Regions from separate parts of the Homo sapiens genome. Here regions 1, 2, 3, 4, 6 and 7 are each linked to region 5. The links are chromatin loops, found by intact Hi-C in ENCODE. Cell type or tissue: dorsolateral prefrontal cortex. All regions are shown on one strand. Region 1 overlaps TMEM132C (transmembrane protein 132C). Region 2 has its middle 8.0 kb from the start of TMEM132D. Region 3 overlaps TMEM132C (transmembrane protein 132C). Region 4 overlaps SLC15A4 (solute carrier family 15 member 4). Region 5 has its middle 7.4 kb from the start of TMEM132C. Region 6 overlaps SLC15A4 (solute carrier family 15 member 4). Region 7 has its middle 29 kb from the start of LINC02418.

Region 1 (4,000 bases), 280 kb before region 5:
TTAGTTCGATCACAGTGGAAAGTAGTTTGGAGATTTCTCAAAGAACTCAGAACTACCATCCAACCCAGCAATCCCATTACTGGGTATATACCCAAAGGAAATAGACTGTTCTACCAAAAAGACACACGCACTCATGTGTTCATTGCAGCACTGTTCACAATAGCAAAGACACAGAATCAACACATCCACAGTGAACTGGATCAAGAAAATCTGGTATACATCCACCATAGACTACTACACAGCCATAAAAAAGAACAAAATCATACCCTTTGCAGCAACACAGATGCAGCTGGAGGCCATTATCCTAAGCAAATTAATGGAGGAACAGAAAACCAAATACTCCATGTTCTCACTTATAAGTGGGAGCTAAGCAGTGGGTACATGTGGTTATAAAGATGGGAACAACAGACACTGGGGACCCCTAGAGCCGGGGAGAGGGAGGGAATAAAGGGCTGAAAAACGACCTATTCGGTGCTCTGTTCACCACTTGGGTGATGGGATCATTCATGCCCCAAACCTCAGCCTCAGGCAACATATAAACGTAACAAACCTGCACATGTACCCCCTGAATCTAAAATAAAAGTTGAAATTTAGAAACAACTTGGAATCAACCTAAATGGTAAAATACAGGCATGGTTGGTTGTTTCTGTTACGTTAAATCCGTCTGATGAATATTATAAAGCTATTAAGAATGTTTTTGAGGAATATTTAATGTCAAGAGAAAATGTTTCCAATACAAGTGAAAATTGTAGTGTCCTTAAAATCTGTACGTATTTGATGATCCCAAATTTGTAAACTAAATATATTTAGCATACATTAGCCTTACACAGGTATAACACCCTGGAAGGAAATGAACCAACATGCTATCAGTGGGTTACCCTTGAGTAGGAAGGATATTGGCACATGATTCCCCCCGCTATAATTGTGCTTTCCTCATATTCTAAAATGAGTCTGAATTGCTTTTATAACCAGAAAACAATTATTTTAAAAAATCATCCAGGATGTCTACAGTGAATCTCACATAGCAGGTGCTTCTCCATTATTGCCACTGACTGTCACCACCTTTCCTTAAATTCCTTCTCACTGAAAACTCAATCTTCCCCTTCATGAAAAAATGAGTACTTTGTAACCGAGCATCTTCTGATAATGTAGGCAGGGCAAGGCCCCCAGAAAGTCAGTTCAGGTGTGGAGGATGCACAAGCCCTATCAGAGCAGAGATGAGCTCACCCGGCTCCAAAGCTGACCCCGCAGCGCTGCAGAGCGAGCGCCCCACCCCGCCCTGCTGCAGAGGCAGAGGGTCCTGCATGGATATCAATGCCTCCAGATTTCCACGTGGTGGGTTCAATAGCTCCTCTGAGCAGCCGCTCACGCGAGTCCAAGTCAAGGCTCTTACGCACCAGCCGGCCTGGGCCCGGGACCAGGAACCACACACGCTTGCAGGGAGGGCACCGCTTACCTGTTGCGTGGGCTGGGCCCCAGGCGCTGGCAGGCCACGGTGGCCGTCACGTGCTTTCCGCCGCTGCCCACCTCCTGCTTGACGCCCCACTGCCGGGGCTCACGGGTCTGAGCACTCAGGATGTTCACCCCCTTCTTCACCTTGGCTCTGTGGGGATGAAGATGGGAGAGAGAGAGAGACAGGGTTAAGGCTTGGCCTTTCCAACGTGCCCAGCTCTGCAGAGTTGTCACCTTTAGTTTCTGTTTTGCTTTTCCACTTTTTTCATATCTAGTGAGAGGCAAAGCTGCCCAGTGGTGGTGATGCCAGGGCAGGGCGAGCGGGATCTGCCTGTGGATAAGGCAGTCACAGACCTTGCTGTCCGGTTCTGAGGGGGAGGAAAAAGGACCCCTGGAATTCACCAGACCAGGAGGTGGCAGGGCAGAGCTGTCAAGGCATGCACTCAGCCTGCCTGGGTCCGTCTCCTCACTCAGGGGGCTCTGCGCCCTGCCAGAGACATTTGGCAATGTCTGGAGATACTTGTAGTTGTCATGGCTGTGTGTGTGGGGGGTGTTGTTATCCAGTAGGGAAGTGAGGAGAAAGGAGGAACGTAGCTAAACAGCCTGCAACCCACTTGAAAGCCCCACCACACAGAGCCACTGGGCCCACAGTGTCAATACTACTAGGAAAGCCGGTCCTGGGTTCATACCCCAGTTTCACCACTTCCTAGCGGTGCAAATTTGGACAAGGCATAACTTCATGCCTCACCTCCCTCCTCTGTAAGAAAGAGCAGGATCATAGTAGCTCCCATTATAAAGCTGCTGTAATGATTAAATAGATGTAAAGAGATTAGAACAAGAGCAGCGCCAGGCATACAATACACACTTAATAAATGTTAGCGATTGTCACATCACTCCAGGGAAGTCCCCAACCTGCTTAACGTGACTTGCCTGGCACACACTTAACAAAGATACATTAAGTCAGGGACCAAAAAACAAAGCAACAAAAAGGCAAAGAGCTCCTCCTAAAGCTGCTGTTGTTTTGATCACACCACTTAGCCAGCCTCAATTTCACTTTCCTTATCAATAAACGGACGAGACAAGTAGCAGCTTGAGCACACACATCTACTCATACCGTTTTCCTTCATCCCACTCACAGGAGAGCAAAGGGACTGTTTTAAAAGGCATAAGACAGTTGGGCACAGTGGCTCATGGCACAGTGGCTCACGCCTATAATCCCAGCACATTTTTTTTTTTTTTTTTTTTTTTGCATCGAAGTATTGTTCTGTCGCTAGGCTGGAGTACAGTGGTGCAATCTTGGCTCATTGCAACCTCCGCCTCCTGGGTTCAAGCAATTCCCCTGCCTCAGCCTGCCGAGTAGCTGGGACTACAGGCACCTGCCACCACGCCCGGCTACTTTTTTTGTATTTTAGTAGAGATTGGGTTTCACCATGCTGGCCAGGATGGTCTCAATATCCTGACCTTGTGATCCACCCGCCTTGGCCTCCTAAAGTGCTGGGATTACAGGTGTCAGCCACTGCGTCCGGCCAATCCCAGCAGTTTAGGAGGCTGAGCTGGGCAGATCACTTGAGCTCAGGAGTTGGAGATTAGCTTGGCCAACGTGGTGAAACCTTGTCTCTACGAAAAATACAAAACTTAACCCGGCATGGTGGTGCATGCCTTTAGTCCCAGCTACTCGGGAGGTTTAGGCAGGAGGGTCACTTGAACCTGGGAGGCGGAGGTTGCAGCGAGCTGAGATCGTGCCACTGCACTCCAGCCTGGGCAACAGAGCAAGGCTCCAACTCAAGATAATTATAATAATAATAAAATAAAAGGCATAATCCCATGACCGGAAGAGGAAATGCAGCCGCAGCAACAGATTTGGGAAACTGGAAACTGGGAGTTCAGTGGATAAAACAAGTCAGCAGAACTTCAAAATGGAGCTTCAAGCTGTCAGTGAGCAGAGTCAACAACCAACACAGTTTCTACCAAAGAGCCCCCCAGACTCAGGAGTTTGTGATAACAGTTACAAAATCGGAGTGAATGAGGACTGAAATAAAGAGGGTTGGCTACAAGTCTGTTTAGGAAGCAGCCAATTAAACTCCCCTTTTTATGCCCAGGTGATGCCAGGACTTCACATTGGGTATGGGTATCAGGGCGAGTGGGGAACTGGGGGTGCCTGGGGGTGCCACACCGAATACAGAGGGACCCCACAACCCCATGTGTGCTGAATGCTGAGATTCGCAGGCGGGTCCCCCTAGACTGCATCTTCACCCTCCAGGAGAAACACTGGATTCCAGAGGGTGATACCATCCTAAGACCAAAATGCAACAGGCATTGACACTATGGCCTCTCCAAACAGCCAGCCAGATGCCCTGCAGTGAAGCCTGAAGTCAGCAAGTGCAGTTGAGGGGCTCTGAGCCTCTCACAGCCTTTTAGTCCCCCTCCTTTATATGAACCAGCAAACAGGAATTGTTAGACACTAAGAAAAGTCTCTACGTGATATAAAGACCGTGATATGCTGAAATAAAGATCTGGTACTCATCCCTGTTTCCTGGCATACAGCTCC
Region 2 (4,000 bases), 1.7 Mb before region 5:
GTTTCGCATCATATATTCCAGATATCCAAAGCGAGATTCTCATTCCTTCCAGGTTCAAAGGTCCTCAGACAGTGCTGCGCTTGGTCCGACTTAGGTGCCACCTCTAGACTAATCTTCTGCACTTGGTCCGATTTAGGTGCCACCTCTAGATTAATCTTCAGCTACTGCACTGTTTTGCATTTGAAACACAGTGGGTTTCATCCAGCACGAGAAGGTGGATGATCAGAGCATCTGCAATTTATTAATAGGCATCCACTCAAGGTAGGCACATATGTGATGAACACTAGTTTTGTTAGCAAGGAATATTTAGCTAAATTGTCATTTTTTGAAGGCTAATTTTAGAAAGCATTTTGAAATATCTGATAAATACATGTGTTTTAAGCACAGATTTTTCATAATGGATTTTATAGAAGTTATTTCCAAAGTGGTCCCAGTTCAGGAGTTCCAGATTAAAAGGAAAAGAAAAGAGAAGAGAAAAACAAACCTAAACAGCTTGGAGTTTAGTTCACTTGAAACAGTCCCTGAGAAACAGCCAAGGATACTCATGAATAGCCACTTTCAGATCAAACTGAAAATATTGACTAGGAGAGGCCAGTTTTGGCAATGAGAAGTGTTTTCTTGTTAGATTTTTTTTTTTTTTGAGACAGGGTCTCACTCTCTCACCCAGGATGGAGTGTAGTAAATCATTGCTCATTGCAGCCTTGAACGACTGGCCTCAAGCAATCATTCTGCCTCAGCCTCTCAAGTAGCTAGGACTACAGGAATGTACCACCACACACAGCTACTTTTGCTTATTATTATTATTATTATTATTATTGTTTTAGAGATGGGGTCTCACTATGTTGCCTAGGCTGGTCTTGAACTCTTGGACTCAAGCGATCCACCTGCCTCGCCCTCCAGAGTAGCTAGGACTGCAGGCGTGTACCACCACACCCAGATAATTTCCCTTCCTTTTTTTGTTTGTGGAGATAGGGTCTCACTAGGTTGTCCAGGCTGGTCTTAAAATCCTGGACTCAAGCAATTCTCCCACCTTGGCCTCCCAAAGTGCTGGGTTTACAGATATGGGCCACTGTACCTGGCTGGATTTTTATTTTCTAAATTATTGTATCCTTATGGCAGTGTTTTTAAAAGGCAACAATAACTGTGTCTATGACTTTCCTCTTTCAGTTTTTTTTTTCCTCAGCTCTAATGTGAGAAGATTGTATTAGGTGATGGCTGGGATGCTCCAACCCTAAGATTCTCCACAATACTGGCATGATTCCGAATTTCTTACAAACCCTCTTGTCTCTAACTCACACGCAAAATCATGTTCTTCCAGGGCAAGACATAGCGTGCTCCCTGACTCTTCCCCACTGCTTCCTTCCTTCCCTCCCTCCCTCGCTCCCTTCCTCTCTTCCCTCCCTCTCTCCCTCCCTCCCTCTATCCCATCCCTCCTTCCCTTCCTTCCTTCCTTCCTTCCTTTGTTCCGTCTTCCTCTCTCTCTTTCTTTCTCTTTTTCTTTTTTCTTATGCAACACTGAAGGAATCAGTATTTTTGCTTTTCTTCCAGTGACTCATTTTATCTTGGAAAGCAGTTGCTATAAACTATGTATCCCCAGAATTCATCTGTGGGAATCTTAAGCCCCAGTGTGATGGTGTCAGGAGGATGGGGCTTTGGGAGGTGATTAAGTCAGGAAAGCAGAGGTCCAGGAGCCCCCTGGTCTCTCCTCTCCCACCGTGTGAGGTTATGGCAAGGAGAAGGTGCCATCGACGGGCCAGGAAGCAGGTCCTCACCAGCCACTGCATCTTCTGGCACTTTGATCTTGGACTTCTAGGCTCCAGAAGTGATAAATTAAAGTCTGTTTTTTTTAAAGCCGTCCAGCCACGGTATTTTTGTTATAGAAGCCTGAGCAGTCTAAGACAGTAGGGTGGTGATGGAGGACAAGGGAAAAGTGGAGGATCCTGCTGGCAGCCTCTAGTCTGGAAACGATCCATGTGAATAACCAACATTATAAAATCTCAGTGTTGGGTGGCTGTACTCACTGGAAAGTGATCAGTTGTTTGGCAGATTTTAAAGAATGACTGAAGTTTGACTCAAGAATGTATATGATATAAATTCTCATGTTTCAATTTTTAAGTCAATTGCAAGATAATTTATATTTTAGGCAGCATGGAGGGTGCAAGATAATAGCTGTAGACACCGAATTGCAGGATTTCCTGAATGAAAGCGTGTGAGCTTGGCCATGTTATTTATTAATTTGGGATGATAAGACTCATTGCCAGTTTTTAAAAATATAATTTCACCCATGAAGACCTGACAACGTGTGCATGTTGGGTATGAAGGGAGATGTCAATGCGTTTGTTCTTGGAGGAAGAAATAGTTGTCCTGAGCTGCCACCTCTGGAGCACTAGGGGTCACTGCAGGTCCACTGATGCCACAAGCAGGGCGCCTGAGCGCGCCAGGTCTGCTGCCAGCTGTGTGTGGGTCCCACTGCCAGGCACGGCTGCTCTCCCTGGCTGTGCACAAGAAAATGTTTTAGGATCCAATCTCCAGGTGCCCCCCTCAACCTTTCTGACCTGTTAAAATAATAATCTAGTGTCAAATACCATCAATCTGGTGTCACATATTCTACTATTTGGGGTAATTTAAAATTACCTTGTAAGCCAAATACAGAAGAATACCCTCCTGCTGCTGCGTTTATTTCCAGACCCAGAGAGCTCACTATTGTCCTCAGTCACTTTTTTTGAGACTGGAATCTCTCCTGTGATGAGTCAAACATTTGTTGACAGAGAACTGGCCATATTTCATCCCAAGGGAGTAATCCCAAGCAGATCCGTTTCAACACCAAGCCAACACAGGCTTTCTGACAAAATCAAACACTGGCATGTAAGAATTGTTAGATGCAGGCTGGGCGCGGTGGCTCACGCCTGTAATCCCAGCTCTTTGGGAGGCCGAGACGGGCAGATCTCTTGAGGTCAGGAGTTGGAGACCAGCCTGGCCAACATGGTGAAACCCCGTCTCTACTAAAAATACAAAAATTAGCTGGGTGTGGTGGTGGGCACGGGCACTTGTAGTCCCAGTTACTTGGGAAGCTGAGGCAGGAGAATTGCTTGAACCCAGGAGGCGGAGGTTGCAGTGAGCTGAGATCGCACCGCTGCACTCCAGCCTGGGTGACAGAGTGAGACTCTGAATCAAAAAAAAAAAAAAAAAAAAAAAAAAAGATTGTTAGAGGCAGTCTTCTTAAAGACGTTTGTGCTATGTGGAGGCAGGGTCTCTTCGTTCCGACTTGGACTGGCTCATCTGTGGGGAGGGAAGAGGACAAAAGTGGCCCTTTACTCTCTTACCATGGAAATCTCACACAAAGAAAGGCACACCGCTCAGCGAAGTTAGTTTTCACAAAGAAATTGGAGTGAACATTAAGTTAATTACTTGAGGAAATTAGGGGGCTTTTATTAAGAGAAAAAATTGAGTTCCTCTAAACCAGAAGTAGCCACAACCCTTTTATTTCAATTCATGTGCTCACTCCCCAAAGCACCCTTTAATAACGTCTAAATTGGGCCATTGACACTATCCTCAGACTTCAGCTTTGAAGCTGGTGTATACATTGACAAGCAACAGCATCTTGCGTGTTTACGTTCTCTTTGATGTTGGCAAACTCAACAAATTGCTGGATAAACCCTTTCCCTTGTTGGCCACTAAGAGCTCCTCTAGGGCAGGATTAACTCCCTGTGTATCCATTTCATAGACACTTTTTAATTTTCCTTTTTGGTACAGTAGCAGAGGAGCTATTTTCTTCAACAATAATCGTGGGATGTGTACGTCTGAACTGAAGATCTCTGCAATGGGTTAATTGATTCCCTGACAAAGGCCTCTGTCATCTAAGAACCCAGCCCTTCAAGTCCATTAGACACATTGATTTTAAGCGGACAAAAGAAATCAAATCGTTTGGATGCTTAGCTCCGAGAAGTAAATTGATCTTTTTGATGCACGTCAAATGGACTCATTACGGGCTCGTGCTGCA
Region 3 (4,000 bases), 130 kb before region 5:
GATCACTTGAGCCCATGCATTTGAGATCAGCCTGGGCAAAAGAGCAAGACCCCATCTCCGTGAAAAAATTAGCTTGGCATGGTGGGGCATGCCAGTAGCCCAGATACTCAGGAGACTGGGGTGGGAAGATTGCTTGAGCCCAGGAATTCAATGCTTTAGTGAGCTATGATTGCGCCACTGCACGTCAGCATGGGTGACAGAACAAGACCTTGCCACACACAAAACACAATGAAACAATACAAAACAGAAAAGAAAACTTAACCCTTCAGCAGCTTCTCTTTGAATAAAATCTAAGCTTCTTAATGCGGTGAGGGCTGGGCCTTAATTGGCCTGTGTCTACCTGGATTCATCCAATGCCCCCTACTCAGTGTGCCCCTGCCTTTGGCCACATAGACCAGCATGGAATGTTTATGCCAACTCAGAGGCACAGGGCTGGCCATGTCCTCTTCTTGGATGCTCTTCCCCAAATCCTCATGGAGGCTTTTCATGATGCAAGTGCTCCCTCCATGATCAACACATTGGCTGAGCACCTACTATGTGCCAGGCTCTGTTCTGGGTGGCTGTGAATAAAGCAGAGTTCCTGCTAGCATGGTACCTATGTTCTGGTGGGAGAAAACAGAATGCAGGCATGCGGTGTTGGGTGGTGTTGAGCTCTCTGGAGAAAGATGATGTGCTCTGACAGAAGCCTACTTCCTGACCGTCCCAGCGGAAGCAGCTCTCACCCCATCCCTATCTGTCCCCGTCTGTCCCCATCCACCTCCACTGCACTGTCTTCATGGCTCCTCCTGCTATCTCCAAAATGATCTTTGTTTTTTGCTGTTTTCTTTGCTTAGTGTCTCTCTTTTCCTACTAGACTGGGCAGCCCAGGAAAGAGGGACTTTATCTTGTTTGTCCCCAGTGCCCAGATCAGTATCTGGAATTTGGGCGTGCTTACTAAGTATGGAATGAATGAATGAATGAATGAAGTAGGAACAAAGTAAAGGAGTTAGCACCGCTTGGAGCTCAGGCTGCCAACCCCCTGGGTACCCCGGACTCATTTCTGCATCTCGCCAGGGTCTCTGGTCTTTGTCTCTCCCAGGGGGACTCTTGCAGGGTGTGAAGGTAGCCACAGAGTCTGGCAAAATACAAACTGTCACGGTCTTCTGTTGCCCGCACAGACTTCTTTTGGAGCAGCCTCCTGTGAATTCAGTATCTGGTATGTGTTTAGCCAGCTGCCACTGTTTTCCTCAAGCTACGTGTGAAACCAACACTCTGTTAAGAAGTGGAAACAAGATCCTCCCCGTTATTGCATCAAAACTAGGGCAACCGAAATAAACAACACAAAATCAGCGCCCGGAAGTGGAGGGAAGGAGTGAAGCCAGCCGGCGTCAGCTGCACAGAGCACACGGCCCAAGCCTCCTTGGAGGATGATTGTACCTCTTTGGGGTGGCCCCCACAGCAAGGTGATGGCAGGGCCTGCGGGGCCCTCTCTCACCCGGAACACATGCTCCCAGCCCAGTGCTGGTCCAAGCTGGTCAGAGGCTGCGGAGCTCAGACTCAGCGACACCTTCTCCAGGGAAGCAGTCTCAAACTCTAGGCCCAGGGGGCCTCACTGGCCCTCAGACAGTTTATTGCACACACAGCAGTTAAAAGAATGACAGAGAGGCAGGGAGAGAGGGAAGAGAGAAGAGACAAGGGGAAGAAGAGAGGGAGGGAAGATGCCACTTCTTTAAAATTAGAGACAGCACATAAAAACTGAGATTCTTAGTTTCTTTAGAAAAGTTAAGATTTGGGGCAACAGCAGGCTGGATTCGCTGCCTGGCAGCCATCGGCTGGAGTCAGGGAGGGGCCGTCCCTTGGGTCTTCGGATCACCAGAGGCCCCACCTGGCCGCCCTGGCATTCCAGCCCTGCCTGGCCCTGTATTCTCTGGGTTGGCCACGCCAGCCCAAGAAAAGCCTCTTCCTCTCTCCACACTGACACCACGGATCCCAGAAGAGGAAGCCACTGGCCCAGACGCTTTTCCTGGGCTCGGGCTCTTGGAAGTGGAGGGATCCCCTGGGTGAAATAGAAGCCCTGGCCTCTTGGGACTAAGTCAGACCCATACAGGAACCTGCCGGCCAAGGAGCCAGTGGACATTTCTAAGCTCTGCCACCAGAGGGCGGGGAAGGGCACAGGTGACGGCCGGGCACGGCTGCCCAGGAGCAAGCTGGGTCTGGGGTTCCTGGAGCCAGGCAGGGCGACTCCCGCCTGCACGGGCAGCTGGCCTGCACAAACACCCACGTCTCCACACACAAAAATTGCCTCCGTGATTTTTGTCTTTCTTTTTAGACAGATTCTCACTCTGTTGCCCAGGCTGGAGTGCAATGGTGTGATCTCTGCACTGCAACCTCTGCCTCCTGGGTTCAAGTGATTCTCCTGCCTCGGCCTCCACAGTAGCTGAGATTACAGGCCCCCACCACCATGCCCAGCTAATTTTTGTATTTTTAGCAGAGACGGGGTTTCATCGTGTCAGCCAGGCTGGTCTTGAACTCCTGACCTCGTGATCCACCCGCCTCGGCCTCCCAAAGTGCTAGGATTACAGGTGTGAGCCACCGTGCCCAGCTGATTTTTGTTTTTCATCATAATGAATTGAGAACAATTTGGTTCCTTAGAATTGCCGGAGGAGTCTACAATGGAACTCAGTTACTCAAAGCCTTGCAGGGCAAAGCACTGGGTGTGCGGTTCCCTCCCAGGCACAGGTTTCCCAAGCCTGGTGCTCCAGGTGGACAGCCAACCAGAGGCATCCACACCTCCTGGTGCAGAAGCCCCAGATCTGGGGCAACCTCCACGCCAGCATCCCTGCTAGAGGTAAGGCTCAGCTCAGGACAGCATGCACACATGCTTACTTGTCCTGCGGGTTCCCGAATTGGGGCTTTGCTGAGAGCTTTGCACAGCACAACCCACTGCATTCCCATTCCCAGTTTTTAGTTTCTTTTTTTTTTTTTTTTTTTTTGAGGCAGAGTCTTGCTCTGTTACCCAGGCTGCAGTACAGTGGTACATTCACGGCTCACTGCAGCCTCGAACTCCTAGGCTCAAGCAATCCTTCTGCTTTAGCTTCCCAAGTAGCAGGGACCACAGATGTGCATCAACCATGTCTGGTTAATTTTTTAATGTATTTTTATTTTTTGTAGAGATGTGGGTCTCACTACGTTGCCCGGGTTGGTCTCAAACTCCTGGCTTCAAGGGATTCTCCCGCCTCAGCCTCCCAAGGTACTGGGATCACAGGTGTGAGCCACCACACTGTTCCCATTTCCAGTTTTATCAATCACATCTTCATTCACTCAACAAATACTGAGCATCTACTACGCATCAGGACCTGATCTAGCAGAGCGAATGTAAAGCAAATGTGTCCCCTTTCTCTGCCTCAATGTCCTCATCTAAAAGATGGGGGATAAGAATGAAACCTACTTCACAGTGTTATCAAGAAGATGGGAGGACTTAACGCCTGTCACACGTGTAGAACAATCCCAGCCCAGAGTGGGTACTGCCACGAGATCCCTGCTGTGGCATTTCTATTTTTATTTCTCTTATTTCCTCACTTATCTCCTTATCCAGCCTTCTTGCCCCTGAGTTAATTCTCCACAACCATGAGACCAGGCAGGGTCTGGGTTTGTGGAAGGAGGGATGAGGATTTGGGGAAGCCCAACGGAAAGGGAAAATGTGGAGGGAAGTTTCTGCAGGGACAGCCACCTCTGTGCCTGTGCCCCTGGAGGGGGAAAATCAGGGTGTCTCCCCTGTGGTTCAAAGGCAAGCGTTGGCCCTTCCATCAGTCTAGAAAATAGAGGGTTAAATGTTGGCGAAAGAGAGAAACGGTGCCACTTTCAGAGGCCCACCTGTCAGGTCTGCTGGATGGGTCATAAATGAACATTCTGAGAGGGGTACGTGGGCAGGAGCAAATGAATAAAAGGCCACCTCTGATGAAAACACATCTGGCTAAGGAGTGGCTTTCAGAGTTCTGATGGGGAGGCACTTTCTGCCCAT
Region 4 (4,000 bases), 540 kb before region 5:
AGTTCCCAGCGGAGCCCTCGGCCATGCTGCCGTGGTGGCTGGGCTGAGCTCACAGCTCTCAGTGCGCTTCGTTTAGATGTACGTAAAGAAGCAGATCTAATTTTTAGAAACGTGTTCTCACAGGCCTCCCTTTTCCTATTAGTGAGATCCTGCAGTGGTTGAACAAGTGTATTCTGGGCAGATCTGTCCGGCTGCTGAGAGTGAGAGAGAAGAGAAGATGAGTGATATGCAGAGGTGGATGGATGTGTGGGTAGTAGTCAGTGGTGGTTTTCACTGTAGAAAACTCATCCAGAATTGGCTAATGAATTTGTAAAGGGAATAAATCACAACGGAATGGACTTCTATTTAGAATACACTACAAATCTCCGTGTCTAGTTATAAAAATCTAAATTTATAGATGGGCCTGCCAAAATAGTTTTGAAGTCTATTGCCCTTGTCACGGTGGCTCATACCTGTAACCCCAGCACTTTAGGAATCCGAGGCGGGTGGATCACCTGAGGTCAGGAGTTCGAGACCAGCCTGGCCAACATGGTGAATCCCTGTCTCTACTAAAAATACAAAAAATTAGCCAGGCATGGTGGCACGCACCTGTAATCCCAGCTACTCGGGAGGCTGAGGCAGGAGAATCGCTTGAACCAGGGAGGCGGAAGTTGCGGTGAGCCAAGATCCTGCCATTGCACTCCAGCCTGGGCAACAAGAGCAAAACTCCGTCTCAACAAAAAAAAGATAAAGTATATTGCCTCTGAAATAGAATCCTTATGTAGATTTCCCAGTTTAGTGTGTGTACTTTGTTTTCAAACTCCCATTCCTTGACAATATAGGAAAATTTTTTCTCTAATCTCTTTAAGGAACACAAAAGTCTAAGAGCCAACAAATCACATTACCTTTAAGCTTGAGAGCAAGGAGTTTAACTTTCTGCTCATTGAATTTATTAGGAATTATCCTAATGGCTAGGAGAATGAACAGTTGGCCCATAGCCATTGATTCTTGGTCGCTAGTAAGCATCGTCCTCCTAATAGAAAAGAGGTTGTGCCTGTCTGCAGGACTCAGTCCCTAGGAGACCCCACGCTTCCTCTGCTATATTAGGTGAAAGCTTTGATCCCATGTGTTAAAGTGCCCCTTTCACAAAAACGACCCTCCCTTTTCTTTCCTCAGGCCTGGAATTTGCATACTCAGCTGCCCCCAAGTCCATGCAGAGTGCCATAATGGGCTTGTTCTTTTTCTTCTCTGGCGTCGGGTCGTTCGTGGGTTCTGGACTGCTGGCACTGGTGTCTATCAAAGCCATCGGATGGATGAGCAGTCACACAGACTTTGGTAAGAGCCAGCATCCTGTCCCTTTTGAAAATAGCCAGTGAGGGGGAGGCGCAGGCACTCAGGAGATGGCTGAGTGAGCGGAGGTGTTTTCACGTGGATGGCCTGTCCCGAGCTGCCTGTCCACCGCTCCTTCCACAGCACTGCTCTGTGCTGCTTGCATCACTGTGTTTCCTTACATCATGAACGGTTTTCAGGAGACAAGCAGGCCTCTCTTCTCATCCCAGGGGCCAAGCCTGCCCTGGCCACAGCCCAGCGAGCAGCTGCTGCAGCCACCGCTCCTTACGGGGACGTCCTTGACAGACAAGCACCTTCTCCACGCCCGTCCAGCTCAGTCTTCGTGAGGCAGCTGAATCTGTACCCCAAGCTTCCCTTTCTTTAACTTGGTGGTGTACTTTCGTTTTCTTTTCCTAACAGCACCTTTTCTGATACGAAAAAGACAAGATAGATAGTAAGTTACTTTTAAAAATAAACATATTACTTGTGATCAATCATAATGGGTTTTTACAATTAATACCAGTAGGTGGCATCTTGAGTGTTGAACAGAACCACTCATAAAAGCTGAGTTTTGCTTTCTCCAGGTTTACGATGCCTTTAAATGGACCCAGCAAGCGAAGGTTTCTTCTTTCTTTTCCTTTGTAAAAATATTTTATCTACAGAAACAACCTTGTTACTTTTTCTTGTATAATCATGTGGCATTTGCTCTGGTCCGGTAGTACTTAGCCACTTTTAGGTTACAAATCCCCTTGAGAATCTGGTGAACGTTTAGGGACTTTTCTGCAGAAATTGCAGAATTCCCAGAGCCCTTCCATGAGTATAGGCCTGTGGAGTCCTAATGTAAAGCCCAGAACTCCAAGCCACCAATGTCCCATGGACACTTGTCACTGATGTTTTCTGGCTGTGGGTGCCACCTCCATGGCCAGCTCAGGGCTGCTTGCTCTGAGGAGGACATGTGGATTTGGGGCTGGTGTTTCATTCCCACCTTCTCCTGAAGATGAACAGCCCGAGGAATAAGATCCTCTTGTGGTACATGGGACAGACTTCCTTCAAAGAAAGACCAAAGTCCATAGTTCTGAAGACGAAGATTCTGGTTCTTGGTTTTTGTTTTATCTTTAAATGTGTCATAAAGGATTGGCTGGTCATTCTCGTTGCTTTCTAGTCATTTAATCCTCATTCTTAATTTAATTTCACATCTCAGAGTTGACCTTTCATTCATCATTTCTGTCTGACAGGTTGTTTGTGGACTTCCCCTGCATTGGTGCTCTCAGGGCGTGTGTGCTGGGGATGGGCCAGGATCTGTCTGTTGTTTTCAAGAATGGGAAATGTTTCATGAAGGAGGCGTGTTTGCCAGCAGCCCCCAGGCTGTGCCCCCTGGCTGCATGGCAGCCTCCTTGGTTCACACCAGTAAGGAGAGTTGGAGCTCATCTGTCGAGCAGCCCTTGGCGTCCTGGGTAGAGAAATAAAGGCTGTGACATGGGAAATCCACAGGAAGCCCGCTCCTCAGAGAGAGTTCTCCCTGAATTTGTGTGGCCTTGGAAGGAGCAGCAGCTCTCAGGCCAGGTTCCGGGGGTGTCTGTGCCACCCTTATCCCTGGCCCTACCTCACCATCTCGTGACCGACACAGGAAATAGCTTTCTGTAAAGTCACAGCACTGTGAAGGGAGAGTCCCCAGAGTTTTGTTACATTGTGTTTTTCTTACCGACCTCCCAGCAGGCTCCTTTTATTAGTGTTATTTAAGCTGGGGAGAACGTGCATACCATAGTAAAGGTCTCTAATCTTAAGCACAGCTTGCTGTGTTTGCAGTCTGGATCTCAGTGGAGGAACTTTTGGAAGCCCTCCTTGCCTCTCTCCTTAGTTTACTGCCCCCCTCAGAAGGTAAACCTGTTCTATTCCAGCGTTGGTCCCCACAGGTTACCCTCGCCTGTCCTGTGCTGGGCTGTGGCTGTCTCCTTTCACTTAGCACTTCTGTCTGTGAGCATCTCCCCTGTACTTCTGAGTACTGCTCCTTCGTACGAGCCGTCACGAGGCATTTATCCATGCTGTTGTCGGTGGGTGCCCAGATGTTGGCAGTGTGGGGCTGTTGTGAATACCTGCCCTGCCTGTGAGCCTGGGGGGCGGGTGCGCTCATTCCTTGGGGACCCAAGAGTCTGTCTTGTCAAATGTCAAAACCCTAGTGTTTGCCATCTTCCTGTGTAATTATCCTTCTGTCTGTGAAGAGGCCCAGGAATGCACGGCAGGTTTTCTCCCAGGCGACTTAGGCGTTTCCGAATACCCTGTGTAATGCCACCCTGAGACAGACCCTGACGAGGCGTGGTGTGTCTGCCTGCGGGCTTGGACCGCACCTCCACTCCCGCAGGGCCGCGCAGCCTTCAGTTCATGTGGCCTCAGCCTTCAGTTCACGTGGCCTGCCAGCTTTAGCTCGGGAAGTTTTCAGTGACTGGTACATTTGGGGAGACTCGTATTTCAAAATAGGCACATAAAATGATGTCGTTTATATTTTGATGACAACCTCGTCTCAGTAGCGTCAAATGCCAGTGTTGGGACAGCAGTGACAGCTAGTGCCAGGCTCCAGGAAGCTGGGGTTTGCATTTCCACTGAGTGCCCAGGACAGAGCCTGGTAGGTCGTAAGGGTTGAACGAATAGTGTAAAACATCTGTTGAAAAAATAAAGCTTTAGTCTGGTAGAATTC
Region 5 (4,000 bases):
TTTAATCCTCACAACAGTCCTATGACATTACTTTTGTTATTAACCCCACTTACACATGAGAAAATTGAGATACAGAGTTTAGGAGACTTACCCAATGTCACGGAACAACTAATTGGCAGAGCTGGTATTCAAACTCAACTCTCCCACCATAGACTCCTTGCTCTAAATAGACAATTCTCAGACTTTCCTGTGTATACACGTGACCAAGGGAACTTGTTAAAATGCAACTTCTGATTTAGGTGCTAGGGGTGGGGCCTTCTCCTCTGCATTTCTCCCAAGCCTCCAGGTGATCTTGATGTTGTGAGTCAGTGGGCCACTTTTGAGTAACAACTCCTAAATAATTACCCTATTCTGCTCCCTATCTACTTATGCAAAATCATATTATCCAAACTATATTTATTTGAAAATTTCACTGACATTAAACTCTTTCCTGCTTCTCAGCATAAAGCAATCACAAGCATATTCAGTGCATTCTGTCATTCCAGAAGAACCTTGAGACTGGAGAATTCGTCCTGCAGTCAGTTAATAATGGCTATTTAATGCACACTCCTCACCGAACCCAGTATTTGGAGTGGGCAGGTGCAATGACTGGCTTTGGTCTAGTTAGTAGCTGCTCCATCAACTGAGTCCCTAAGTGACGTTAATGGGCACAGACCCCTGCCAACCTGCAGTGGACACAAAAAAAAGGGAATGAGAAGTGAATGTTTGCTGTTGTATGCCTCTGAAAGTTTGGATTATTTGTTACAGCACCTTCACATAATAATCCATCCTCATTGGAACACCCAGGCATTCAAATTCATTGCATGCCCACTCACTCAGCTGCATTCCTGTTCCTTGTGGATGATCAGGTCTTGCAGGAATAAGACCCACTCTGTGTCTATGCATTCTTCAGTTCAATAGTAACTGTTGAGTGAATTACTTATAGGCAGGGTGCCTGCCCTCTGACAGCCCATTAGGCAGGATAATATGCATGCACAAATATCTCAAATCAACATCAGAAAATAGGCACACATTAAATGTTTTAAAGGCCTAGAGAAGATAAAAAATGATTTCACGGCCCACCTGCCCCCACTTATACTAATTATCCTGTTCCCTCTGCTGGCTCTGCCCAGTTCTCTCCCTCCACAGTCCTTGTACTTGCCACTCTCTCTTCCTGAAATACTTTTCCTATCATGTCCCTCTCCTTGCAAATATTATCCCCTCAGCAAAGTCTTTTGTCCCAGGGCCACATCACCAGAAATAAGTACAGAGCCTAGACCATATCCAGCACTCAATAAATATGGCTGAAGAAATTTCATGATGTTTGATCACAGGCATCAGGAACAGTGGGAGATTAATAGTGGAGATGCAAGGAAAGAAAGACAGGTCTTTCTGGCAGAAAGAATGAGACAGTATGCAGGACAGCCCATAAACAAGAATGGAAGTTGTTATAGCCAGTCAGTTCCCATAACCACCAGCCAGAAGATGCAGATTAAACCAGCTCCAACATGTTGGGATTGAATTGGGCTGGGTTCTGCTGTCATATCGATTTCACCCTCTCCACCCCTAAGTCTTTGGATTTATTTTCTCAATTTTGTAGTCCTTATTCACAAGGACCTAAATGTGGAATTGTTAATAGAAAATAATTCAAACTCATCCACGCTACGAAATGCACACAGAATTCAATTCCAATATTAAACTACCTTTAAAAAGCCCCTTCTGGCCGACCATGATCCAAATCCTAAACTATGGGATTACTTGTGATTCACAGCAGATCCAGCCAGGTTCTGGGAAGGAGGACAATGGTGACTTTTATGTGTGATTAGCTGCTTTCAACCACCTTTCTCAGGGCAGACAATCCAGGTAACCAAAGGCACTTCATAGAAAGACCCACTGCATTGCTTTTAACTCTCTTTAAGACTCTCTGATGGCTTGTTAAAAAAGATTGAGCTTCAAATGGAAATCTGCCAAAATTGTGTTGTTTTGACACTTGGAACAATGGAATGCCAATTCCATTAATTTATGTGCGAAATATCTCAGCTCCAGACCCACACGCAGCCTGGGAATGGTTATAGAGTAAACAGCGCTCCCTGGTGGTCCTGACTAGCATTTGTTGCTAGCAGAGAAAAAAGAAAAGCTCAGATTTGGGGGTCTAAGTGGCAAACAAATCAAAAGAGTGTCGCTACATTCAGCAGCATTTCACACTAATGAATGTCTTTGTTCTCAAGAGGCAATAATGGTCACTACTGGCTTCTTTACCTCTGACTTGTAAGTAAAAGTTGTGATACCTCCTGGGGCAGCCCATCTTTGATATGTTCAGCAAATAGTGATGCCTACTTAAAGCTGTGCCCTCGATACAGCTCAGGAGACAGCCGTTTGATCTTTATGGAGCATCCAAGAGATTACAGCTCAGCCCAGCTGGGAGCAGGACCAAGGTTGGTGGAAGGAAGGCGTGAAATTGTTGCCTCCTGCTCACTACAAAAAGCATTAAGCATAAATTGTTTAGGTTGCCATTCTACTTATGGATGGAACTCAAATGGAACTCAATCAAGGTTCAGTGAGGGAAACAGAACCACTAGGAATAGGAATCTATTTTTAGGAATGAGATCTTATATAATTGTGGGAGAAGCTAGAGCTATAAGAGCCAGAAGAGGGAGTCGGAGGATAAGCAGAAATTACTGACCAGCTTCCCTGAGGCTCTGGCATGGGATTCAGGACAAGCTGAGCTTTCAGTCTATTTCAGGGGAACAAATTGGAACTCGCAGGAGATCCAGGGAGGCGGGAGTCTCCAGCTACCAGAGCAGGAAGATGAAAGGGGTACTGTTCAAAAAGTGTTTGAAGGAGTTGAGCTTTCGGCATGACCAAGTCAACGCCTGCTGGATGGATCTTCACGTAGGTAACAATCATAAATTCTGAATAAGATACAAAACAAAAAGAGTAACACAAACACATCAACAACACCGCAAAGACTTCCAGAAGGCCATGAAAAGTGAAGGAAAACAGGAGCTTCTGGAGGTAAGTTGACATTTGGAAGGAGAGGCGTGGAGTGACTTTCCTGTTTTGGTGGCATTTCCCCTAAAAACAGGCCAAAATCATTGCTGCAAGTGACAACTGACACTCCTGTAGAAACTCACTCTTTCTTTTTTTTATTTTTTATTTTTTGAGATGGAGTCTCGCTCTGTTGCCCAAGCTGGAGTGCAGTGATGCAATCTTGGCTTACTGCAACCTCCGTCTCCCAGTTTCAAGCAATTCTTGTGCCGCAGCCTCCTGAGTATCTAGGATTACAGGCGCGCAACACCATGCCCAGCTAATTTTTGTATTTTTAGTAGACACAGGGTTTCGCCATATTGGCCAGGCTGGTCTTGAACTCCTGACCTCAAGCAATCCACCTGCCTTAGCCTCCCAAAGTATTGGTATTACAAGCGTGAGCCTCCGCGCCCTGCCGAAACTCACTCTTTCTAAACTGAAGAACCAGACAGCAAAATCTGTAGCAATCACTGCTACTGGAATGCAGAGGGGGAAATCCAACAAAGGAAAGAGCCAGAAAGAAAGACCCCCAATTGCTTGTATTAACTTTGCCCACATTTTTGGATGACGCATGAACCCCGGGAGCATGGGGAAGATTAAGCAGCATAGCTAAAGATAAAAGGACTGAGCTGATTTAAGCTGAACCCCAAGAGACGTTTTGTAGTGTGAATCCAACCAAGTCATTACTAGCCAAAAAAAAAAAAAAAAAAAAAAAAAATTCAGTTAACACTTTATTGATGAATACAACAAAATAGAGTCTGCATGGAATTCAAAATTTTAAAACAGTCAGAAGTATAACATTTGTCATTTGCAAGGCAGAATCCAAAATTACTTGGCATTCAAAAGCCAGAAGAATGGGCAAAGGACTTAAATAAACATTTCTCAAATGGCCAACTGATTTACGAAAAAACGCTTAGCATTACTAATTATCAGAGAGACACAAATTAAAATGATAGTAAGACGGTCACCTCCCACCTTGTAAGGATGAGACCTT
Region 6 (4,000 bases), 550 kb before region 5:
GCTCAAGCCCGTAATCCCAGCACTTTGGGAGGCCGAGGCGGGCGGATCACGAGGTCAGGAGATCGAGACCATCCTGGCGAATACGTGAAACCCCGTCTACTAAAAATACAAAAAATTAGCCGGGCGTGGTGGCGGGTGCCTGTAGTGCCAGTTACATGGGGGGCTGAGGCAGGAGAATGGCGTGAACCCGGGAGGCGGAGCTTGCAGTGAGCCGCGATCACACCACTGCACTCCAGCCTGGAAGGTAGCGAGACTCCGTCTCAAAAACGAAAAAATAAAATAAAAAAAAAAAGTTGGGCCTCCAAAGCCTGAGGAAGCATGACATACCCAACATTTTTACAGTTGTGACACTTAATTTCATCTGGCCCAATCTCAGTTTCAATCCAGGTTGATCTGTGTTTTGAAGATAATATAGTGCTTGATATTAAATGAGAAATGAAGGCGTATTTGTTCAACTCATCAGACCAGAGTAGAAATGGTTCTACAGCTTTTTGAGATACATACTTCTTTGGGAATCCGTGAGAACCAGTGGACTCTTTTCCTGGAGAATACACACACCTACATGCGGCCTTCACAGAGACTCAGGCACAGGCGTCCTGAAACTGGAGCTCGTCAACTTGTGTGGGAGGAGCAGAGGGCTCTTGTGGGTGTTCGGGTGTCACTTGTGACCGTGGCTTCGTGTTGGACCCTTGTATGTTGCAAAATAGTGCACCTAACAATATGTGTAACCCAGTAAAGCTTCAGATGCATGTTGATTTCACAGCTTTTAAATATTTTAATTACATAAAGCGAAAGTAATATAACCAGTAACCTGTGTGAATGATTCTTTGTGTGAAAATGGGTTTATTTGTTATTTAAATGTTTTTAGTGAAAGGTATTTAATATGATGTGGTAAACCACTGATAGTATCTGCATTAGGTACAAAAGGACTTTAATTTCCTTTTTGAAAAAAAGTAGTACTTGAAGAAGTTAATGTTTTCGAGTGAAAGTATTTATAATGTCTTTGGAATTTATTTTCACTTTTGGGTGTTTTTGTTTTTGATTATTTTCCCCCACTAGACTAAGTCCGTAAGGACAGGAGCCCTCCCCTTTAGCCCCCAGGTAGAGCAATGCAGGGCCTACAGCAGGTACTCGATCAGTATTTGTTGAATCGAACTTAGTTTTCTTGTCCAAAATTTGGCTAAAATATTCAGTTATAGTTTTCAGCGCTTCTATTTTTCCCCACTCTGAATGTCCAGACTTAAAATGTTGACTTTATAAGATAAAGAATTTAAAATACTGGCACCATAGTAAAATGGGACATGAGTTAATAAACTAGAAGGCTGACAGGTGCCATTTCTGTTGGCTTCCCACAGTTAAACACAATCTTATTGGGAATTAACTCTCTCCTGGTACTTCTGGCTTTAGAGAATAGTGTGCACTTTGTTTTCCCATTTTACCCCTGAGATCCTTGGAGCCCGTTCCCCATTAGAGTGTTTTGGAGCTGGGAGAGAGTGCGGAGCTGTCTAGTGGGGCCTGTTCATTTTCTAAATAATGAAGCAGGCCCAGAGCAAGGAAGTGAAACTCGTTAGTACAAGAGCTGGGGATGCCAGGTCCATGTTCCTGCTGTGACCGGCAGATGTGAGGGCAGTGGCAGGGAGTGGAGGGACAGTGGTGTCCTGCAGGGGTCAGGGCCTCAGGCTGTAAAGCCAAGACTGCCTGGGTCCAAGTCCTGGCCATACCTCAGGCACCCTTCACACTCTCTGTGCCCCGGCATCTTCCTCTGTGCAATAGGGCCCTGAAGAGTTTTAACACCACATGGTTAATGAGGGAGCACATGGGACGCGGTGCACTGGGCACTCCCTGTTTCCTACTGTCAGGGGACAGAGCCAGGGACATCCTCCTCTCATCACCACCAGCACCGCCCTCCCCCAACAGCTCTTCCTTAATCCAAGAGCTGACAGCTTTCCTCCGAGAATAGAAGCCTGCCTCAGTCCTGCCAGTGACTCAGTTTAAACCAGCAGGGTTTTATTAACAGCATGGGTATTGGCTGTCAGGTCTTGATGTTTGATAAATTAGCTGATTAAAAATTCACACAATCCAGTGCATTTTTTCATATGCTATCCAGTGGCATAGCTAGTGTCCCTCCCAGTGTCACGTAGAGCTGCAGACTCTCCCCACACGGAGATTGCCGAGCTGGCAGCTGCGCTGGGGCTCTCAGCTCAGCCGTGGTTCACACTGTCATCACAGATCTTCCAGCCACGCCAAAATTACAGTAGCCCAGTTTCACTTTGACTAGAAAGTCCCTTTGTCAGCTGTTTCAGTACATTCTGTGACATTTAGAAATAATTTAGGTAGCTGTGTTGGGTGTGTACAATTAGTAAGTGATGGAATGAGTTGAAGCAGATTCAATACAGTGAGCTGGTTTCTTACCTCCAAACTTAATTTGTGACCAAATAATTGATTGCTGGGAGGGGAAGAAAACTAATTCCTTCATTTTATTTCCCAAAGTGAAGGCATTGGAGTCTTTCAGCAATCTTCTAAACAAAGTCTGTTTGATTCATGTAAGATGTCTCATGGTGGGCCATTTACAGAAGAGAAAGTGGAAGATGTGAAAGCTCTGGTCAAGATTGTCCCTGTTTTCTTGGCTTTGATACCTTACTGGACAGTGTATTTCCAAGTGAGTGGTGACAAACAGGTTTAATTTCCTTTATCTTCCTATGAAGTCTTACCCTAGCACTTGTTTTGGCCATTTCTAAAGTAGGTAGGACTAGGTGATTTTTTTTCCCATGAGTCTACAGAATCTTGGAATTTTTGGTTTTAGTTATGGAGTCATTTTGGCTGCTTTAACTATGTCTAAAGCCTCTCTGAAAAAGAAGCTGAGAACAGGTACGCTTCTGGTTTTTCAGGCCCCTCTTGTTAATGTAATTTCTCCTTTGGATAACTGGCCATTCTTTTTCAAAATTGATCTCCAGAGGACTTTACGATGACCAAATCATTGACCTGTCTGTTTTCAAACTTGAGCCATTGTCTATTTCTGGGAGTCACTGTGTGTCGCATCTGAGTCTAGCTTAGGGGAGGGGCAGGATGCTTAGAGTGTTTGAGAGCACAGTTGGTCCACATATAATGATACTGTTTTTTATACCTAGATGCAGACAACATATGTTTTACAGAGTCTTCATTTGAGGATTCCAGAAATTTCAAATATTACAACCACTCCTCACACGGTAAGAACAATTGTAATGATCTGAACATTGTTATTTTGGACTTATGTAATAAATGGATTCCTTCTACCAACTGTAAATCTTTTATAAATGTTAACAGCACCGACACAAAAGCATTGTTATTGAAATAGAGTTTTTACTTATTTTAGAGAATATTTTTTCATTGGTTGTATCATTTGCTAGATTAGGTTGACTAACATCAATTCAACATTACTTAGTATTTTTCACCTGATTATTTTCCCCTCAAAACACAGAAAAGCAAATGCAGATTCATTTGGAAAGAAATCTTTTCCCAGTTCCGTTGTCTCTAAACTGAAGAGGTTGTACCTTGTGGAGAGGAACTGTTCTTTACGTGCATTTCTCCCATTGAGACGTTGGTTCTCTAGACAGGTGATGGCCTGTATTGCGGGGAGTAAACGCCTCCTCCTGTGTTTCACCCCAGCTCCCTGCAGCCTGGCTGACCATGTTTGATGCTGTGCTCATCCTCCTGCTCATCCCTCTGAAGGACAAACTGGTCGATCCCATTTTGAGAAGACATGGCCTGCTCCCATCCTCCCTGAAGAGGATCGCCGTGGGCATGTTCTTTGTCATGTGCTCGGCCTTTGCTGCAGGTAAGAGGCATTCTGCTCCGTTCCTCCTCAGGCCCGACTGCAGCAGTTGTGGATTCAGAATATAGTGCTCACACGCAGTCGTGCCCCAGGTTGTTCAGGAAGTGCATGTCTGTAAAAGAGGATGTGTATCAGTTATTTTACAGCACTAATCCTTTATTTTAAAGTTTAAGATTATTTTCCTAAGGA
Region 7 (4,000 bases), 1.8 Mb before region 5:
CCCTTTCCAGGGATGTTACTGCACTACAGAGATTGCAAATTGGCAGGCCAGAGGCCAAAACCAACACGCACACAGCTTGTTTGGTCTGTCTAGGATTTGAGAAAAATTGGAATTCATTCATAACATTTAAAACTTCGAGACGTCCCAGATTCATTTAGAAAGACGGGAAGAGGTGGCCAGGTGCTGTGGCTCTCGCCTATAATCCCAGCACTTTGGGAGGATGAGGCAGACAGATCACGAGGTCAGGAGTTCAAGACCAGCCTGGCCAATATGGTGACACCCCATCTCTACTAAAACTACAAAAATTAGCCAGGTGTGGTGGCGCATGCCTGTAATCCCAGCTACTCGGGATGCTGAAGCAGGAGAATTGCTTGAACCCAGGAGGTAGAGGTTGCAGTGAGCCGAGGTCATGCCACTGCACTCCAGCCTTGGGCAACAGAGTGAGACTCCCTCTCACGAAAAAAAAAAAAAAAAAAAAAAAAAAAGGGAAAGAAAGATGGAAAGAGGCTCATGCCTGTAATCCCAGCACTTTGGGAGGCTGAGGTGGGAAGACTGCTTGAGGCCAGGACTTCAAGAAAAATGGGAAGATCCCACAAAACTGGGCCCTCCCATCCCATATGTGGAGACAGAGAAGCAGCTGCCTGTTTAGATGGGGCACTGCCCCCCTTTCACCCCCGCCCTCCCCGCTCCCTAGGCACGCTGGAGGGTAACACCTGGGATCTCCTGGGCTAAGGACAACACAATTCAGGTTAATTTCACCTGCCTCTCTTTACTTTTTAAAATGTGGCTGCTGGAAAATTTAGCATCATGTATGTGGCTCGCGTTGTGTTTCTGTCAGACAGGGCTGGTCTCCAGTGACAGGTGACGCAGAGGTGGAGGGTGACTGGTGACAGGCTGGCTTCAGCTTAGGTCATTGGGGTGCGTGGTCTAGGGCATGTTAGGGGTCGTGTCTGAGCTCTACTGTTGACATCTGGAGAAAGGGCTCCTTATGACACACCTCGCAGGATTGCAGTGTTGATGAAGTGACTTTGATTTTAAGAGCCCGTCGCTGTGTAAACGCCAGCTCAGTCTAAGGGTGGCTGGGGTTCGTGGCACGAGAAGGACGTAACAGCGCCACCTGGCATCCTCTCTCTCCTTGGCTTGAGTTGTTACTGAATTCCTAATTTCTGATGGGTGAAATTAACCTGAATTGTGTGTTGCCCTTAGGCCGGGGGATCCCAGGTGTTACCCTCCAGCGTGCCTAGGGAGCGGGGAGGGCGGGGGTGAACGGGAAGCGGTGCCCCATCTAAACAGGCAGTCTAGCTATCTCCACATGTGGGATGCTCCCAGTTTTGTGGGATCTTCGCATTTATCTTGAACTCCCGGCTTCAAGCAATCTTCCCATCTCAGCCTCCCAAAGTTCTGGGATTACAGGCGTGAGCCTCTTCCCATCTTTCTAAGTGAATCCAGGACGTCTCGAAGTTTTAAATGTGATGCATCTCTTTACCACCCGGAGAGCTATTCGCAGAGAAGGTCTGAGCTGATGGAGGGATGGACGAGGTCTTGAGCACAGAAAGCTTCCCGCAGCAATATCGTCGAAGGACACAGGGGGGCAGCATCGCATCGCATCGCATCGCATCAGAGCTCCTGCCCGCACCGCTGCCGCTGCAGCCTCCTCCGCAGCGCCCCGCTCGCACCCCGCCACTCTCCTTGCCCTCTTTCCGGAGGCTTCCCTGCTTTGGCTTGACCTTGACCTGTCCTTGTCCTTCAAGGCACCATCCTCTTCCTTCTCTCTTTAATTTCCTCTCCCCTAATCCTGCCACTCCCAGCCCCCGTCCCAAGCAGTTTATTTCAGGACCAGCAGAGCCAAGGACACAAGGACCGTCTGTCAGAGTCTAGAACGCTCAAGATGATCTTCTACCCGCGTGCCCGTCCTGGCCCTGACCTCATGCACAGAAAGCCCGGTGTTTCCACGGAAGACTTCCCAGGCTGTAAATCACGTCCTAGTCTGACTTGCTCCGCCTTGAAGCCGACTGGAGAAAATGTCAAGTTTTGATACTTATTAATTTTTGCATAGTTTGCACCACAGCCAATCTTAGGAACTGACAGTGCTATGGAGTGTATAAGGGTAGTCGATTTTGCACGTTAACTTCGCGAGTCTGTGGTGCCTGGTTGTTGGCCCAATACTATTTAGATGTGAAGATATTTTGCAGATGTGATTAATATTTATAATCAGTTGACTTTAAGTAAAGGAGGTTACCCTTGTAATGTGAACGAGCCTCTCCCAATCTGTTAGAGAAGAAACGGAGGACAGACCACTTTAAACGCACGGGCATTAAAGGGATTTTTGTAGAAGTTTAGGATTTTACAAAATAAATTGTGCATGCACCGTTTGTTAGCGACTGCTGGAAAATTCACCTGTGCACCAGCCCTTTGTGTCTATTATGGGGCACAGAGGCAGCCCCTTGAGTGGGTATAGAAGGACAAGCTGCTGTAACAAACAGGCCCCTACGTTTTAAAGAAGAAATTCTGCCTCAAGATTATAACATAGAAATTCTGCCTGGGTTTTTAGCCTGCTGGCGTCCCCTGCAAGTCACCACTACAAGAAGGCCTCCACAGTCAGGAACCAGTTCCTTAAAATCTCTCTTCACTTAGCCATTTATCTCCGTCTATCATCTATTCATCAATTACCTATCCACCTGTCTATCTATCTACCTGTCTCTCGATCGATAGCTCTATCTAATCTACCTACCTATCCTACCTATACCTCTGTCTATTATCTATCTACCTATTCCTCTATCATCTATCTACCCACCTACCTATATATCTCTATCCGTCTATTATCTACCTACCTCCCTATACCTGTATCTGTTGATCCATCTATCTAATCTATCATCATTATCATTATATCTTTCTTCCCCCGAACACACACACACACTCACACACACTCTCACATACACTCTCACAACACACACTCACAAACTCAGACACACTCACGCTGTCACACTCACACACACTCACTCTCACACTCACACACTCGCTCTCACACACTCATACACTCTCACACATTCTCACACACACAGTCACACACACTGACACAAACACACACTTTCACATACACACACACACACATTCACACAAACTCACACACACATTCGCCGCCTGTGGGTTCTATTTCTCTGGAGAACCCTGCCTGATACAGGCGTCATGCCATGTTCCCAAGAGGAAGCCTGAGGCTGGAGGACCCTGAGCTTTGAGCCCACCGCTGCATGGTTCACTTCCTACAAAACTGCTCTCCCCCCTTGGAAGAGTACTTTCAAACAGGACGTATCACTTTAAACACACGGGCATGAGAGCGGTGTCTGTAGAAGTTGAGGGTTTTTATAAACCAATTGTGCATGTCCTGTTAGAGCCTGCTGGAAAACTCACCCATACAGGGGCCCTTTGTGTGTACTGTGGGACGCAGAGCAACCCTGGTGTGGGCACGGAGGGACCAGCTTCTGTAACCAACAGGCCCCTACGTTTCAAAGGCGCCTCACCATAGTCACGCGCTTTCCAACTCACATCCGCAGCACACACAGGGGCCCCTGGATGGCAAAGCTGGCAAGAGGAGAGAAAGTAGAGAAAAGACAGATTCCTAGATACCTCAGCCCATTTCACAGTAAGAGGGAAACACCAGTGGGGGCCAGGAAGAGGCACTGCCGGCGGGGCTCATGGTGGATGGGGCAGGACAGTTGTGTTAGACCTCAGCATTTCTGCCTTAGCCTCTACCCAATTTCTTTTCTTTAATGGGTTCTTCTTACACTTCTACCACAAAATTCCAGCCAAGGTGATACGGTTTGGCTCTGTGTCTCCACCCAAAGCTCCTGTTGAGTTGTAATCCCCTGTGTTAGCGGAGGGGCCTGCTGGCAGGTGATTGAATTAAAGGGGTGGACTTCTCCCCTGCTGTTCTCAATAGTGAGTGAGTGGTCATGAGAGACCTGCTTGTTTTAAAGTGGATGTTGCCTCCTCCTGCTCTCTC

Evidence for each region. A loop is a pair of places that touch in the nucleus more often than their neighbours do. Peaks named below come from ENCODE experiments on the same cell type or tissue, not always from the same donor. Only the 100,000 strongest peaks of a DNase experiment are listed, where the experiment ranks them.
Region 1: it touches region 5 in a loop (18-fold over the local background); 3 of 110 quality-filtered maps call a loop at or near these places.
Region 2: it touches region 5 in a loop (7-fold over the local background); 34 of 110 quality-filtered maps call a loop at or near these places.
Region 3: a loop joins it to region 5, with 9 times the contacts of the local background. A loop is called at or near these places in 36 of 110 quality-filtered maps.
Region 4: a loop joins it to region 5, with 3 times the contacts of the local background. A loop is called at or near these places in 2 of 110 quality-filtered maps.
Region 6: a loop joins it to region 5, with 4 times the contacts of the local background. A loop is called at or near these places in 3 of 110 quality-filtered maps.
Region 7: a loop joins it to region 5, with 4 times the contacts of the local background. A loop is called at or near these places in 7 of 110 quality-filtered maps.

What each region holds. Positions count from the first base shown.
Region 1 is chr12:128,541,560-128,545,559 of GRCh38, reverse strand. It overlaps TMEM132C (transmembrane protein 132C), which reads right to left. Exons shown (of 9, transcript NM_001136103.3): 3 at 1,457-1,603. Among named protein-coding and RNA genes, the nearest start is that of MIR3612, 250 kb to the right of the region's middle. RefSeq lists a silencer at 1,521-1,696. In dorsolateral prefrontal cortex, a CTCF peak has its summit at 1,863 (motif pointing right); a DNase peak (open chromatin) is centred at 1,832.
Region 2 is chr12:129,910,040-129,914,039 of GRCh38, reverse strand. No RefSeq gene overlaps it. Among named protein-coding and RNA genes, the nearest start is that of TMEM132D, 8.0 kb to the right of the region's middle. In dorsolateral prefrontal cortex, CTCF peaks have their summits at 2,178 and 2,383 (motif pointing right); a DNase peak (open chromatin) is centred at 2,419; H3K27ac peaks cover 818 bases.
Region 3 is chr12:128,386,113-128,390,112 of GRCh38, reverse strand. The region is part of intron 1 of TMEM132C (transmembrane protein 132C); the gene reads right to left. Among named protein-coding and RNA genes, the nearest start is that of MIR3612, 94 kb to the right of the region's middle. In dorsolateral prefrontal cortex, CTCF peaks have their summits at 1,943 and 2,142 (motif pointing right); DNase peaks (open chromatin) are centred at 1,325 and 2,132; H3K27ac peaks cover 2,062 bases.
Region 4 is chr12:128,796,573-128,800,572 of GRCh38, reverse strand. It overlaps SLC15A4 (solute carrier family 15 member 4), which reads left to right. Exons shown (of 8, transcript NM_145648.4): 7 at 1,156-1,314. Among named protein-coding and RNA genes, the nearest start is that of SLC15A4, 25 kb to the left of the region's middle. RefSeq lists enhancers at 2,775-3,069, 3,063-3,292, 2,210-3,409. In dorsolateral prefrontal cortex, a CTCF peak has its summit at 1,844 (motif pointing right); DNase peaks (open chromatin) are centred at 1,398 and 3,672; H3K4me3 peaks cover 504 bases; H3K27ac peaks cover 3,523 bases.
Region 5 is chr12:128,257,744-128,261,743 of GRCh38, reverse strand. No RefSeq gene overlaps it. Among named protein-coding and RNA genes, the nearest start is that of TMEM132C, 7.4 kb to the left of the region's middle. RefSeq lists an enhancer at 2,029-2,530. In dorsolateral prefrontal cortex, CTCF peaks have their summits at 1,863 and 2,065 (motif pointing left); DNase peaks (open chromatin) are centred at 2,053 and 2,731; H3K4me3 peaks cover 807 bases; H3K27ac peaks cover 2,054 bases.
Region 6 is chr12:128,808,602-128,812,601 of GRCh38, reverse strand. SLC15A4 (solute carrier family 15 member 4) reads left to right here. Exons shown (of 8, transcript NM_145648.4): 3 at 2,491-2,659; 4 at 3,129-3,206; 5 at 3,646-3,814. Among named protein-coding and RNA genes, the nearest start is that of SLC15A4, 13 kb to the left of the region's middle. RefSeq lists enhancers at 397-466, 1,701-1,800. In dorsolateral prefrontal cortex, no CTCF peak of the experiment used is centred here; DNase peaks (open chromatin) are centred at 1,841 and 2,201; H3K4me3 peaks cover 1,568 bases; H3K27ac peaks cover 4,000 bases.
Region 7 is chr12:130,011,733-130,015,732 of GRCh38, reverse strand. No RefSeq gene overlaps it. Among named protein-coding and RNA genes, the nearest start is that of LINC02418, 29 kb to the left of the region's middle. In dorsolateral prefrontal cortex, CTCF peaks have their summits at 1,372 and 1,573 (motif pointing right); DNase peaks (open chromatin) are centred at 1,122 and 1,592; H3K4me3 peaks cover 1,192 bases; H3K27ac peaks cover 473 bases.